2 separate regions of the Homo sapiens genome follow, and region 2 is linked to region 1. The links are chromatin loops, found by intact Hi-C in ENCODE. Cell type or tissue: B cell. All regions are shown on one strand. Each heading gives the region's core, and the rest is flanking DNA. Links, peaks and the distances in the headings are about the cores only.

Evidence for each region. A loop is a pair of places that touch in the nucleus more often than their neighbours do. Peaks named below come from ENCODE experiments on the same cell type or tissue, not always from the same donor. Only the 100,000 strongest peaks of a DNase experiment are listed, where the experiment ranks them.
Region 2: a loop joins it to region 1, with 6 times the contacts of the local background. A loop is called at or near these places in 1 of 110 quality-filtered maps.

The regions. Positions count from the first base shown.
Region 1 is chr5:133,029,093-133,036,904 of GRCh38, reverse strand. No RefSeq gene overlaps it. Among named protein-coding and RNA genes, the nearest start is that of ZCCHC10, 6.4 kb to the right of the region's middle. In B cell, for the core only: no CTCF peak of the experiment used is centred there; DNase peaks (open chromatin) are centred at 1,484 and 3,524; H3K4me3 peaks cover 2,464 bases; H3K27ac peaks cover 3,111 bases.
Region 2 is chr5:133,931,390-133,939,201 of GRCh38, reverse strand. The region is part of intron 3 of LOC105379182 (a long non-coding RNA gene); the gene reads left to right. Among named protein-coding and RNA genes, the nearest start is that of WSPAR, 22 kb to the right of the region's middle. RefSeq lists enhancers at 5,885-5,944, 5,407-6,034. In B cell, for the core only: no CTCF peak of the experiment used is centred there; DNase peaks (open chromatin) are centred at 2,452, 3,821, 4,771 and 5,311; H3K4me3 peaks cover 3,058 bases; H3K27ac peaks cover 4,000 bases.

The DNA.
Region 1 (7,812 bases), core at 1,354-5,353:
AGTCTCACTCTGTTGCCCAGACTGGAGTGCAGTGGCGCAATCTCAGCTTACTGCAACCTCCGCCTGCTGGGTTCAGGCAATTCTCCTGACTCAGCCTCCCAAGTAGCTGAGACTACAAGCATGTGCCATGATGCCTGGCTAATTTTTTGTATTTTTAGTAGAAACAGGGTTTCACCATGCTGGCCAGGCTGATCTCGAACTTCTGACCTCATGATCTGCCCGCCTTGGCCTCCCGAAGTGCTGGGATTACAGGTATGAGCTACCACGCCTGGCCCTGTATTTTTAATAGAGACAGGGTTTTACCATTTTAACCAGGCTGGTCTTGAACTCCGGACTTCAAGTGATCCACCTGCCTCAGCCTTCTTTCTCTGTAGACCAGATTTCTCTCTCTCCAGACACTGGCTGCCCCTCAGCTCTGAATATACATGCTTCAGGACCAGCCCTACACAGGGATGAAAAGTAAAGACCGTTAGTTCTAACATAAAATTCTCAGGTAAGAGGACTTGATTGACCCAGCTCAGATCAGTCAAACTAGTTCAGTCAAGTGTGGCTAGGGGTACAGGGTCACCAACATCCAGTTTTTAGAGAACTATCATCAGGAACTAGAAAGATACACTAAAATGGCCAGGCGTGGTGGCTCATGCCTGTAATCCCAGCACTTTGGGAGGCTGAGGCGGGTGGATCACTTGAGGTCAGGAGTTCAAGACCAGCCTGGCAACATGGTGAAACCCCATCTCTATTAATAATACAAAAATTAGCCAGGCATGGTGACACGTGCCTGTAATCCTAGCTACTTGGGAGGCTAAGGCAGAAGAATTTCTTGAACCTGGGAGGTGGAGGTTGCGGTGAGAGGAGATCGCACCACTGCACTCCAGCCTGGGCAACAGAGCAAGACTCCATCTAAAAAAAAGAAAATACCCTGGCTGGGTGCCATGGCTCACGCCTGCAATCCCAGCACTTTGGGAGGCCGAGGCAGGCAGGTCACAAGGTCAGGAGATCGAGACCATCCTGGCTAACATGGTAAAACCCCATCTCTACTAAAAATAGAAAAATTAGCCAGGCGTGGTGGTGGTCGCCTGTAGTCCCAGCTACTTGGGAGGCTGAGGCAGGAGAATGGCATGAACCTGGGAGGTGGAGCTTGCAGTGAGCTGAGATCACGCCACTGCATTCCAGCCTGGTCGACAGAGCCAGACTCCATCTCAAAAAAAAAAAAAAAAAAAAAATACCCTAAAAGATATCTCACAGTGTTGATGTAATTAGAGGAAAAGTTGGTACCAGAGTACCAGTGAGCAGAGGAATCCAAATAGGCCTGGGTGGGCTTTGAGTTAAATTATATAGGGGAGGGGACACTTATTTACATAACTTTCCAGGGAGTTTCACAAGGCAATATGTAGGGACTGTGGGATTTTGGAAGGGGTCCTGATCAGAGAGGAAGTGAGGAAAGTCATTGAGAGCCAGAGAGACAGTGGTCACATCATCTGGCATGTGACAACCCTTTACTGCAGCCCACAAGCCTTCAATAAAATCATGAGATGCTTGGTGCAGTGGGATTTCTAGTGAGCACCCACAAATGAGATGCAGCCTCTTATTCAGATGTGACCTGGAGCAGGAACAGAGACAGTGAAGCCTACGTGAAATTAAACCACTAAAAGTATAGAGTCGTCTTTCAACTACCTTAGACCCTAGATGTTGTAGCCAAGATTACCTAGTTCTCCAAGTTCAACAAAGCCCCTAGGTAACACCTGGGTTACAATTTTAAGGGTCAAAAAAAGAAAACCACGTAGATTTCACCAATAGCAGCCTGATTGAATAACCTGTGATTACATTAAGCCCAATTAACTACTGGTTGGAAATCCAATTATTCACAAGAAGAGATTTCTGAGCTCTTTTTCCCTGTTTGCATTTTCGCTGGTTGGAATGGAAAGGTGAGGATTTAAAAACTCTTCTGTGTTTCTTAAGCTCTAAGACTTCCTGTCTATATTTGCTTATTTTGGCCCAAGGAATCCAATTTCCCTGGAGCATTATTGCAATAGGCTGTTTTCCCACCTTACTGATTCAGATATCTTGAGGCTTTAAAGCTCTTAGGTGTTGGGAACAGGGATCTCTGGAACAGGGATTTCTGTGACCTCTAGCTCACATTAAGCCAAATTACACCTTGAGGTAGGATGGGAAATTAGGAAGTACCGCCAAAAGAATTGTCAAAAACAGAGTAACTTGAAATATTACCAACGCTTCTTAACATTTGCCGTCTCATTTTTTTTTTTTTTTTTTGAGACGGAGTTTTGCTGTTGTTACCCAGGCTGGATTGCAATGGCATGATCTCGGCTCACCACAACCTCCGCCTCCCAGGTTCAAGCGATTCTCCTGCCTCAGCCTCCTGGATATCTGGGATTACAGGCATGTGCCACCACCCCCGGCTAATTTTGTATTTTTAGTGGAGACAGGATTTCTCCGTGTTGGTCAGGCTGGTCTCTAACTCCCGACCTCAGGTGATCCGCCCGCCTCCTCAGGTAATCTGCCTGCCTCGGCCTCCCAAAGTGCTGGGATTACAAGCGTGAACCACCACGCCTGGCCTTGCCATCTCAATTTTATAGAATTGAGATTTGAAAGAGGGAGGGGCGATTTGAATGAGGAAGGAAACGTGGGATGTCACGTGAGACTTCTTGGACTGTCTAAAGGTCAAGAAAAAGATTCATGGTAACTTAGGAGCATCATTACAGTGCCACTATCTAATTTTATCTATTTTTGTATCTAATTTTGAACAAAGGTTTGTGTCTTTTTCTGCTATAAGAAAAAGTTTTCGGCCAGGCATGGTGGCTCACACCTGTAATCTCAGAACTTTGGGAGGCCAAGGCAGGCGGATCACCTGAGGTCAGGAGTTCGAGACCAGCCTGACCAACATGGAGAAACCCCGTCTCTACTAAAAATACAAAAAATTAGCCGGGCGTGGTGATGCATGCCTGTAATCCCAGCTACTTGGGAGGCTGAGGCAGGAGAATCACTTGAACCCGGGAGGTGGAGGTTGCGGTGAGCTGAGATCATGCCATTGCACTCCAGCCTGGGCAACAGGAGCAAAACTCTGTCTCAAAAAAAAAAAAAAAAAGAAAGAAAAAGAAAAAGTTTTCAAATTAAGTTCCACTGGAATTAAATTCTGACAGTTTGCCCACTGTGGTGGTGATTTTTCTTGATCTTCCCGGGCCCCCTTCTCTCTACTATGCTAACAATAGGAGTGGGCATAACACAAGCTGAATTATTCACAGCACCTCCTCTCACTGGACCACAATGATTTGAAGGAGAGATAAGCAGATAAACATGTGACCAAGCACATGGCGCTCTCTTCAGAGTGTCTCAGCTGGTGGAATAGTCTTTCTCCTGTTTTCATAACATTGAACTCTGTGTAAGTCCTACACTTCTGGAAAACTGAGATGGTTAAGAACCACCTGCCCCCCCAACCCCCCTCACCCCCACGCTGACACACACACTCTTTGTCCCAGCTTACTACAAAGAATCACTCTTCTGGATAGGACTTAGATAAGACCACTGATGATACCACTGTTTACTTATGGCAAGACCAGACACAGACTCTCCAAATTTGCATTATTTGTCTCATAAGGGGAACTGTTTGTCCCTCTGAGACTAGCTAGCCATAGAGATATTTCCTGTTCAGCTGATTGAGATTCAGCTTGATCACAAAAACAATTCCAACTATAAAACACCCCACCTGTGAATTACCGACTCCTCCCTATAAGTGTCGGACAAACATACCCTGTCAAGAGTCTGACCTTCAGATCTAAGGTGCTTGCCCTATCACAACAGCCTGAATAAAATCAATTTCCTTATTTGCTTGGGTTTTGTCTTTGACAGGCTGTGGAATCATAAGAATGTGTTCCCAAGGTTTCAGTGGCCATACTTTCAGCCAGAGAGGCCTGAAGGAAATAGATCACTACTTGGAGGAAAGCAGAGGCTAGTTTGTCTTGACAAAAGGCATCACATCCTTGGTTCTGGGCTGAGGTGCTTAGTTTCCCTGCTCTGGCGTCTTGCAGTATCTTCCCATCCTTTAAATACACTTTTTTTTCATGGATTTTGGTTCACCTGCAATTTGAGGAGCCCTAACGAATCAGTCTACCACATATAAAATTCATGATGCAGTGCAGTAGGTATGTTCACATAAAAATGCCAGGGATTAAAATATACTTTGAGGGTTTATCAATGATGAAAAGCCCTTTAGCTGGATCTGGTGGTGAGCACCTGTAGTCCTAGCTACTCGGGAGGCTGAGGCAGGACGATCACTTGAGTCCAGGAGTTCAAGACCAGCCTATGTGGTCGTGAACCTGCAAGACCCTGTCTCTATCCCCCTCCCTAAAAAATTTTTAATTAGCCAAGCATGGTGGCACATGCCTGTAATCCCAGCTATTCAGGAGGCTGAGGCTGGAGGATGGCTTGAGCCCAGGAGGTCGAGGCTACAGTGAGCTATGAATGCACCACTGCTCTTTAGTATTCCCAGCTACTCAGGAGGCTGAGGTAGGAGAATTGCTTGATCGCTTGAACCCGGGAGGCTGAGGTTGCAGTGAGCCAAGATCGCGCCACTGCTCTCCAGCCTAGGCGACCGAGCAAGACTCCATCTCAAAAAAAATTAAATTAAATTAAAATTTAAAAAAATAGCCCTTCAGAACATCGATTTTTTTTTTTTTTTTTTTTTTTTTTTTTGAGACAGAGTCTTGCTCTGTCTCCCAGGCTGGAGTGCAGTGGCACCATCTCGGCTCACTGCAAGCTCCGTCTCCCAGGTTAAAGCCATTCTCCTGCCTCAGCCTCCCGAGTAGCTGGGATTACAGGCAGCTGCCAACACGCCCGGCTAATTGTTTGTGTTTTTAGTAGAGATGGGGTTTCACTGTGTTAGCCAGGATGGTCTTGATCTCCTGACCTCAAGTGATCCGCCCACCTCGGCCTCCCAAAGTGCTGAGATTACAGGCGTGAGCCACCGCGCCCAGCCAGAACATCGATTTTTAAGTGACTGCTAATAAAATTTCATTGGAGAAAATGGAAAAGAAACTGTTTGTTTGTTTGTTTGTTTGTTTGTTTGAGATGGAGTTTTGCTCTTGTTGCCCAGGCTGGAGTGCAGTGGCACAATCTCTGCTCACCGCAACCTCTGCCTCCTGAGTTCAAGCGATTCTCCTGCCTCAGCCTCCCAAGTAGCTGGGAATACAGGCATGTGCCACCATGCCCAGCTAATTTTGTATTTTTAGTAGAGATGGGGTTTCTCCATATTGGTCAGGCTGGTCTCAAACTCCCGACCTCAGGTGATCCGCTCGCCTCGTCTCCCAAAGTGCTGGGATTACAGGCATGAGCCACTGCGCCTGGCCAGAAACAGTAGTTTTTAAATGCAGAGACAGAACATGAATATTTTGTCACAGAAATAATCCTGGTCCAACATATAATAAATGGACAAGTGTACTGTATTACCTAAAGTGGACACATTTACAAATGCTGGCAATACTTGGAAATTTGCAGCAAGCTTTAATATGCATGTGATCCCAGCACTTTGGGAGGCTGAGACTGGTGGGTTACTTGAGCCCAAGAGTTCAAGAGCAGCCTGGGCGTGCACACACACACACATGCACACACAGATTTGCCAGGTATGGTGGCACATGCCTACAGTTCCAGCTACTTGGGAGGCTGAGGTGGGAGGATTGCTTGAACCTGGGAAGCAGAGGTTGCGGTAAGCTGTGATCGCACCACTGCATTCTAGCCTGGGTGACAGAGTGAGACTGTCTCAAAAATAAAATTAAATAAATAAAAACAAATTAAAAATTATATATATGTAATATAGCTCTATCATATATATATATATATATATATATATATATATATATATATATATATATATATATATATGATAGAGACAGAGTTTTGCCATTTTGCCCAGGCTGGTCTCAAATTCCTGGGCTCAAGCAATCCACTCACCTCAGCCTCCCAAAGTGCTGGGATTACCGGGATGAACCACCATGCCTGGCCCTAAAGTGTTCTTAAGCTATATTTGCTTTTTGTGGAGACAGGCTATCTTGCCATTCTTATTCATAAAACAAATTATAATTACTGTTTTATTTTGCATTACACACCATGTAAACTTAATCTTGATTTAGTATTTTTCTTTTTGAGATAGAGTCTTACTCTGTCTACCAGGCTGGAGTGCAGTGGTGTGACCTCAGCTCAAGCCGAGGCAATATTAGGTACACAGATACTGCAGGGGGTTGAACCTGATGATCTGCTGGCAATTGTTTAAAGAGGAAGCACACAAGTTCCCAGTCCTGAGATCTGAACTTTTCTGATTCAAGATCTTTGCAAGGCCTGGGTGTTCAATTACTTCTATACTATGAGCTAGCCAATAAACTTCCAATAAATTCATTGTTTATGTGGCCAGAGTTTTGTTTTGTTTTTCTTGCAATTGAATCTGAATTGACATAAGGAAATTGGTTCTGTGTTATCTCAAACAAAACTGGCTGGAAGGGAGAAATAGATGTGTAATGGAAAAAGCTCAAGGCTGTGGGCCTTGGACAAATCTCTTAACATGCCTGAGTCTCAGTCCCTTTATTTGTAAAATGAGGATAAACCCTACCTGTGGTGATAAAGTCAAGGATCCTTTGGGGTCAAGAAAGAGAAACCTAACTTGAACTATCTTAATAAAAAAAGAAATGCAGGCTGGGTGCAGTGGCTCACGCCTGTAAACCCAACACTTTGGGAGGCCAAGACGGGCAGATCATTTCAGGCCAGGAGTTTGAGACCAGCCTGACCATCATGGTGAAATACTATCTCTACTAAAAATACAAAAAATTTAGCCAGGCATGGTGATGCATGCCTGTAATCCCAGCTACTTGGGAGGCTGGGGCATGAAAATTGTTTGAACCCGGGAGGCAGAGGTTGCAGTGAGCCAAGATCATGCTGGGGCACTCCAGCCTGGGTGACAGAGTGAGACTTCGTAGGAAAAAAAAAAAAAGGAATATACTGAGGAAGCTGAGATAACCCCAAATAATCGAAGGAAAAGCGAATCAAGTCTAGGTAGGTCTTTTTCTGTCTCTCATCTCTGTTTCTCTTGGCATGTCAATTTCCTTCTCTTCTACTGCAGACTAGTTTAAATCACCAGAGGAGCCAGCAAATCCTGGACTCACAATCACACAGCCTTATGATCTATGTCACAGCAAAGTGTTGCATCAAAGCCTGAGGACTTTAAGGAACCCAAGCAGCTTCATCTGAAGATAAGGAAACATGACACAACTATTGAGCATTTTGTTTTTAGGTCTTCTTGGAAAGTGGAAATAAATTAAGGAAAGCAGCTCTCACCTCATTCTGGGGAGTTTCGGGCACTACTCATGCCCTCATGCCCAGAGGTGGATGAAAGAGCCAATCCTGTTTTCATTTGGAGAATCAGAGCTTCTTACTCACAGAGGCCCAGAATGGCCACTCTCAAATCCCCTTGCATAGCCACTCTTCTTTACAAAATGAATGGTCACCCTGCTCTGAACCACTCCCTTATTTAGCCAAGTTAGTTAAATTCTTTTTCTTTTTCTTTCTTTTTTTTTTGAGATGGAATCTTGCTCCGTCGCCCAGGCTAGAGTGTGGAATGCAGTGACACAATCTTGGCTCACTGCACCCTCTGCCTCCTGGGTTCAAGCGATTCTCCTGCCTCAGCCTCCTGAGTAGCAGAGATTACAGGCATGTGCCACCATGCCTGGGTAATTCTTTTTTTTTTGAGACAAGTCTCGCTATGTCACCCAGGCTAGAGTGCAGCGGTGCAATCTCGGCTCACTGCAACTTCTG
Region 2 (7,812 bases), core at 2,196-6,195, 900 kb before region 1:
TGAAATTGCTTCTTTGTTTCATAACTCCAGGGATAGCTTGAGGTAAGAGTCAGAGCTCTAAAGGAAGTCACCTTTGTGCCCCCGCTTCTCTTTGTTACAATGCCCAGTGATGCTTACTTAATGGGTCGGAAATGAGGTCTCAGGTGTTTATGTCAGAGCTTTGAGAATCTTATCTGGTGGTGCAACTTTCACTCAAAATTAATGTGCTGCATGGTGAGGGGGATGAATAAACTCGTTAGGAGAGTGAACAGATTTCCTCATTGTCACCTAACAGCATTCATTGTTTGTGTGCTTAGAATAATGTCTTTTCTACAAACCAAATGGGAAAATGCCCTAATGTATTTCCCTGAATTTGGCCTGCCACTATTGTAAATTACCTTGCTTAATGGACTTTGATATTCTGTTATCTATTTGGAAACTTCTGAGCTCCTGGAGAACCAAATCAAGTGTCTTAGTCCCAGGAAGGGAAGGCAGGCTTAGAAGATTTACAGCTCTGTGAACATCATTATTGATGTTTGTTGTGTTTTGCAAACAACTTTCCTGTGGAATAAGTGCTTATGATGATGCTGCGGGCAGTTTTTCTGATAAGTCGCCCTGAAATAATGACTACCAGGGACCATAAATTCCCTTTGGAAATCAACATTCCAGGAAGGTATTTGGCAATTATTTCAACCCCACCCCCACCCCCACCTCAGCTGCTCGTGGGAACCCTGCCAAGTTCCTCAGCAACCTTCAGGGTATTTACTAAGGTCGCTAAAATAATCATAACAACAACAACTCCAACAACTCCAACTCACTCCAACTCCAACAGCACACATTTGTAGCTTACAGAGGGGTTCACAGACCTTATCTCACTGAAGAAATGCGGAAGTTGAGGCCCAGGGACACCAGCCAGTAGTGAGGGCTGCTGGAAACAGGGCAGGGCCCACTGTCTCTACTCTGTACTTCTGTGTTGGTTAATTTTATGTGTTGACTTGACTGGGCCACATGCCACCCAGATATTTGGTTAGACATTATTCCGAGTGCTTCTGTGAGGGTGTTTTTGGATGAGAATAACTTTTCTTATTTTTTGTTACTATTTTTTTCAAGAGTCAGAGTCTTGCTTTGTCACCCAGGTTGGAGTGCAGTGGCATGATCACAGCTCACTGCAGCCTGAAACTCCTGGGCTCAGGTGATCCTCCTTCCTCAGCTTCCCAAACAGCTAGGACTACAGATGTGCATCACCACATCAAACAAAGTTTTTATTTTTATTTTTCTAGAGATGAGGTCTTGCTGTGTTACCCAGACTGGCCTTGTTCTTTTTGAGATAGGATCTCGCTCCATTGCCCAGCCTCCAGGCTGGAGTGCAGTGGTGCGATCTCAGCTGACTGCAACCTCTGCCTCCCAGGCTCAAGTGATCCTCCCACCTCAGCCTCTGAGTAGCTGGGACTACAGGTACGTGCCACCATGCCTGGCTAATTTTTGTATTTTTTGCAGAGATGTAAGTTTCATCATGTTGCCCAAGCTGGTCTTGAACTCCTGGACTCAAGTGATCCACCTGCCTCAGACTCCCAAAATGCTGGGATTACAGGCATGTGCCACCACACCTTGCTGAGAATAACATTTAAGTAGTAGACAGAGTAAAGCAGGTTATCTTTTTTAACGTGGTTGGGCCTTATCCAATTAGTTGAAGGCCTGAATAAAACAAAAACGCTGACCCTCCCCCAATTAAGAATTCTTCTGCCTGATGGCCTGTGAACTGGAACATAGGCTTTTCCTGGTTCCACAGCGACTTCTGGCCTTTGGGCTTAAACTAGGACATCAGCTCTACAGATTTTGGATTTGCCGGACCCCATAATCATGTGAGCCAATTCCTTAGAAGTCTCTCTCTCTCTCAATCTGTCTGCCATCTCTCAGTAGCCATGTTCACAAACTCTTTATGTGTATATATGGCTGCTATTGGTTCTGTTTCTCTGGAGGACTCTGACTAGTACAGCCACTCATCTCATGTCATTAAACAATGTACCCCCACTGGCCCCCCTTGCCAGTCCCTGAGCTGAGGTGCAGGCTTGAGTGAGGGAGACAAAAGGCTAAGATTGCTTGTGAGAGTAAAGTGTTTTTAGATTTTTAAAAATTTAAATTGTGGTAAAATACAGATAAAAATTTACCCTACTGATCATTTTTTTAAGTGTATAGCTCAGTAGGATAATATATTCACAGTGCTGTATAAAGTTTTGATTTTAGCTGGACTAGATAAGACTCTTTAATACCTGAAGATAACATCATCCTTAGAGCCAAAAGTGACCCCAAATTATGGGATTTTCAGGGAGAGGAAAAAAACAAAAAAAAGCTCTTGCCTGTTTGCCTCGTGGAGCTGAGGCCTTTCTCTAAACCATGGTGGGAGCCAGCTGTAGAGCTGTGATAACAGCAAGGTCATGAGGAGCCACAGAACCGGAGGAGGGGCCACAGAACTGGAGGAGGAGACACAGAACCAGAGGAGGGGCCACAGAACCGGAGGAGGGGCCACAGAACCAGAGGAGGGGCCACAGAACCAGAGGAGGGGCCACAGAACCGGACGAAGAGCCACTGAACCGAAGGAGGAGCCACAGAACCAGGGGAGGAGCCACAGAACGAGAGGAGGAGCCACAGAACCAGAGGAGGAGTCACAGAACCAGAGGAGGAGCCACAGAACCAGAAGAGGAGCCACAGAACTGGAGGAGGAGCCACAGAACCAGAGGAGGAGTCACAGAACTGGAGGAGGAGCCACAGAACCGGAGGAGGAGACACAGAACCGGACAAAGAGCCACTGAACCGAAGGAGGAGCCACAGAACCAGGGGAGGAGCCACAGAACCAGAGGAGGAGCCACAGAACCAGGGGAGGAGCCACAGAACCAGAGGAGGAGCCACAGAACCAGGGGAGGAGCCACAGAACCAGAGGAGGAGGCACAGAACTGGAGGAGGAGCCACAGAACCAGAGGAGGAGACACAGAACCGGATGAAGAGCCACTGAACTGAAGGAGGAGCCACAGAACTGGAGGAGGAGCCACAGAACTGGAGGAGGAGCCACAGAACAAGAGGAGGAGCCACAGAACCAGAGGAGGAGTCACAGAACCAGAGGAGGAGCCACAGAACTGGAGGAGGAGCCACAGAACCAGAGGAGGAGTCACAGAACCGGATGAAGAGACACTGAACCGAAGGAGGAGCCACAGAACCAGGGGAGGAGCCACAGAACGAGAGGAGGAGCCACAGAACCAGAGGAGGAGTCACAGAACCAGAGGAGGAGCCACAGAACTGGACGAGGGGCCACAGAACCTGATGAGGGGGCCACAGAACCGGAGCAGGGGCCACAGAACCCGGGAGGGGAGCCACAGAACCAGAGGAGGAGCCACAGAACCAGAGGAGGAGCCACAGAACCGGGGGAGGAGCCCAGAACCAGGGGAGGAGCCACAGTACTGGAGGAGGAGCCACAGAATCAGTGGGGGTTTGGGGAGGAGGGGTCATCCTGGCTGAATGTTGAAGAATGGTGGGATCTGAACAACTGAAGATGGGGAGGGCGAGGGGCCTGAGGTGGCCAGTGCAGAGAACAGCCTGAGTGCAGGCCAGTCTCAGCACATACACCTGCCACCCTGCTGCCAGGATGGTGGGCATGTGTCCTCGGACCACAGCCACCTTGATGACCATACACATTCCTGTTGCCTCTGCAGTCCTAGCTGGTTCTCTAGCAGCTCTATAATTCTGGAGGAGCAGTGTGCCCATCCCCTACTCCCTCTGAGCTTCCTCTCCACGCCTGAGAGGCATTTTATAAATAGCCTGTTGACAAAACCTTAAATATAATACCCCTGGGAGCTAAATTACCCAGTGGCACAGCTGTAAGTATGTAAGGGCCATCGGGGTGTGACCAGTGGGGCTGGCACATGCAGGGAGGGGCAGAGCATGGCGCTTTGCTCCTGGTCCATGTCCTGAGCATGACCAGGACTGGCCTGAAGGAGTGGGATAGGAGCTGTCTAAACAGAGAGCCCTTCCTCAGGGTCCTCTGTCCTGACCAGCTTCTTCTCTGAGACCATGAAAGAACAGAGCACATGGCTGGGGGCAGTTTGGGGAGGAGCCAGCCTCTGGGGTCAGGCCTGGGACCCTGCACCAGGATTCCACCTGAAGCAATTCAGCCTTAAGTAGTGGTCTGCATCCCAGGCCTGGGGGATCTGACTTCAGCCTGCTGGCCGCCCCCACTCACCACATTGTGGCCACAGGAGCCTTCTTCCATGACTTCATATGCATGAAACCCAGGTTCCCTGTGGGGTCCCTTGCCTGCCAGGACCCCACAGGACCTCCTTTTCTTACTCTTTTGACCAGCTTCTTCTATCTGCCCCTCAAATCCCAACCAAAATTGTGCAGATGGGCTTTCCCCTATCATTCCATCCCTGGCTTGGATGAAATCAGAGCCCCTGGTGTACACTCCTGTGTCCCTCAAATTCTAATAGTTATTATATACTCATTGTTGAGTATCATTGTCATTGCTGGCTGAATGCCTGCCATCATTGAAAGCTCTGAGGACAGGGCACTGTCTGGCTGTTGCTCCCTGTATCCCTAGCACTTAGCATGGGGCCTGGCACACCGTGGGTGTGCAGGGAGTGTGACTGAATGAAAGACGGAAACTTTAGCAGAGCCCACACCTCTTTAAAACTAGAAGCACCCATACTCCAACAGCTGAGACCTCCCTTCACCTCTCTGGAAACATCTGGCAAGCTCCACAACTCAGTCCAGCTGAAGGAAGTGGAAGGGCCAGCCAGACCTTGCGCCAGGGTGTCCTGAGGACATACAGCTGGGAGCACTGGGCTGTGATCTTTAGCCAGGCAGGAGTGGGATGGCAGGAGAGGCGGTGCCTGCCCTGCAGGATCCTGGTTGGTGCCATCGTGTCAGTCACCCGGAGTGGGCCACAGGGGACAGAGAGGCCACCTTACACTCTACAAGGCAGGTTGTGGAGAGGTGAGGCCTTCGTGGGCAAGGGCAACTGGGCAGTGTGGTCTGTTAGGGTGTCGGGAGTGTCAGGTGGGGAGGCAAAGCTCCAGGCTGTGTCAGGATGTCAGGAGACACAGAGGTGAGGCCACAGCGAAGGTACAGGACTCGCCGCAGTTCCTGCATCATGAAGCCCTTCCTGACGAGTCCAGGCTTTGCTGACCACACCAGCAGCGTTAAAGTGAAGACCTGGTCATGCAGATCTGGAAGGTTGGCGCCCCTAGGACAAGCCACAACCCAGCAGGTCCCAGGTGGGAGGGAGAGGGTTAGGCAGCAGTGAGCAGTTGGGCCCACCTGGGACCACAAGGTCCCCACAGGCTTTCAGGGCTCAGATGTGTGAGCGGGGGTGGGAGCGGAGGGGAGAGGCAGTGGAGGAGGGTACAGGGAGAGAGAAAGATGGGTGGGAGGAGAAAGTGGGGATGAGGAGGAGGAAGGGAAGTGGATAGAGAAGGAGGAGGGAGGAGCAGGGAAAGAAGAGGAATGAAGGAAGGGGTGAGGAGGGAGGGGAGCCCTGGCCGCATGGTCGTTGGGCAGGCCTGGTGCAGGCAGTGTGGCCCACATGCTGCCCCTCCAGACACGGGGCTCAGCCTGGTGGCCGGGGGCAGGGAGCCTCCTGGCCTAAGCCTCACATTCACAATTGCCTCTTTATATTTAGATGTTGGGGATGGTTCCAAGTGAGGTTTTAATGTTAGGAGCAGTTATTTGTTAAATGTAAGCATTTAAAACCTGCCACAGGATTTATATCCGCATCTTGGTATGTCTTTGGTTTTTAATCTATAAGAGGCCTGATAAAGTAAGTGGATGTGGTCCAGACCTCTGGGCCTGGGGCAGCCCCATGGGGAAAGCCTTTCTCGGGAATAGAGCCTCAGGCTGAGGGAGCCCTAGGCCCAGTTCCCACTTGTACACATTGCTGGATGTCTTACCTCACTGGCTCTGCAAGCCCTGGCCAGCCACCAAGCCTCCCCACCACTGGGAGAACTTAAGGTGCTTTAATCAATTCTTTTTCACCCCATTAGTGCGGGAGGATGTCACCCTATGGTTACGGGATGCGTGAACACTTGACACCCAGCACTGGACAGATATGTTGACAGCAGTTTATCAGTCATATATGCTCACAGCCCCAGGGAGGACTCAGCACTCCACACCAGCCACAGGGGAGTCACACTCAGGAGCAATGTGAACCACCTGGGGCTGTGGAAGCAGGCTTTGTAGTACCAAGAGGGCGAGGTGCCCCTGCTGCCCATGGGAGGACGTGGTTGACTTGGCTGAATAGTTCTGAGGGCTGGCAGGGAACTGAAACTCAGAGAGAAGCAGGAACTGCATCTGGTCTCCCGGATAAGGAGGTTGTCTGGCCAGAGGACCTTATCCACAGGAACAGAGGTGGAGGGGGAACTTGTGGTTAGACCATCCGAGGCCCTCCCAATTTTACCAGTTGTCACGGTGGCACATAGTAGGCCTTCATTTTAGGCCTTATAGCACAAATGAGCTAATGGGCTTAGAGCTCCTGCTTCAAGTGCAGGGCAGAGGAAGAAGGCTGGAGCTGGAGCAGATGGCGGCATGGTCAAGGGCTCAGTGAGAGCTCGGGAGAGGCTGTTGGGGACTGCGAGGGCCCCAGGAGGTCGCCCAGGAAGACACGTTAAAGCTCTCTGGCACATTCTTGCCCCTGCTGTGCTTAAACCAAATCAAACTTATTCCTGGTAGAGGACCATTCCATTTTTCTGATCTGATGGAGAAGAAATACGTTGAATTGAATGAAGATACACTGAATGTCTTCAGGCCAGTAGTCTCAAGGTCCAGCCACCAAGAGGGCAAACTGACCTTGACAGGTGCAGGATCAGGGTCCTGGGATGTGGGAAGCCCTAGAGTATCTTCCGTCCCCCTTCTCCCCTCGAAACCCTAGATCTGGGCTCATGGATGGACTTGGGGAGTCATCAGAAAGATGGAGACAGGCTGGGCACGGTGGCTCATGCCTGTAATCCCAGCACTTTGGGAGGCGGAGGTGGGCGGATCTCTTGAGGTCAGGAGTTTGAGACCAGCCTGGCCAACATGGTGAAACCCCATCTCTACTAAAAGTGCAAAAAATTAGCAGGGTGTGGTGGCGCATGCCTGTAATTCCAGCTACTCAGGAAGCTGAGGCAGAAGAACTACTTGAACCCGGGAGGCGGAGGCTGCAGTGAGCCGAGATCGCGCCACTGCACTCCAGCCTGGGTGACAGAGCAAGACTCTGCAAAAAAAAAAAAAAAAAAAAAAAAAAGAAAGAAAGATGGAGATGTGGCCCAGGGCCACACATTCCAGATCTCCATGGTTTCCTTTGGAGTCATTGTCTCCATCTTTGCAGACTGACAGGTCAAACCCTCCAGTGTGCCCTTAACCGCAGCAGTCTCTGTATCCTCCTTCCACTTGGGCTTCGCTACTCCTCTGAGCCCAGTGCCAGACTCAGGGGCTGCACAGGACCCCACCCTTGCTTTCCTGGCCCTCACGCTGTGGTTCCCTCGGCCTTTCCACAACGCTTCCTGATTCTGTAGGTGCTGGAGCTTCTTCCTGCAGTGGTCAGTGGTCCATTGTCCTTGTCACACTTTTCTGACCCCAGTGAGGGGACAGTGTATTTGGATATGAATCTGTTTTGGTCTCACTGCAAGATTTGGGACACTTTTCCTAAAGTTGGGAAGGGGCTGGTGGTTCAGTGTGCAGGTTTCGCAAGCAATAGAGAATGGTACACCTGGCCTAGGCACTTGCTAAGACCTGGCAGGACCTCAGGGGGGTATCTGGCAGAGGCCCACCCTTGCTGTCACATCAGGGGTGATGTGAGACTCTTCCCTG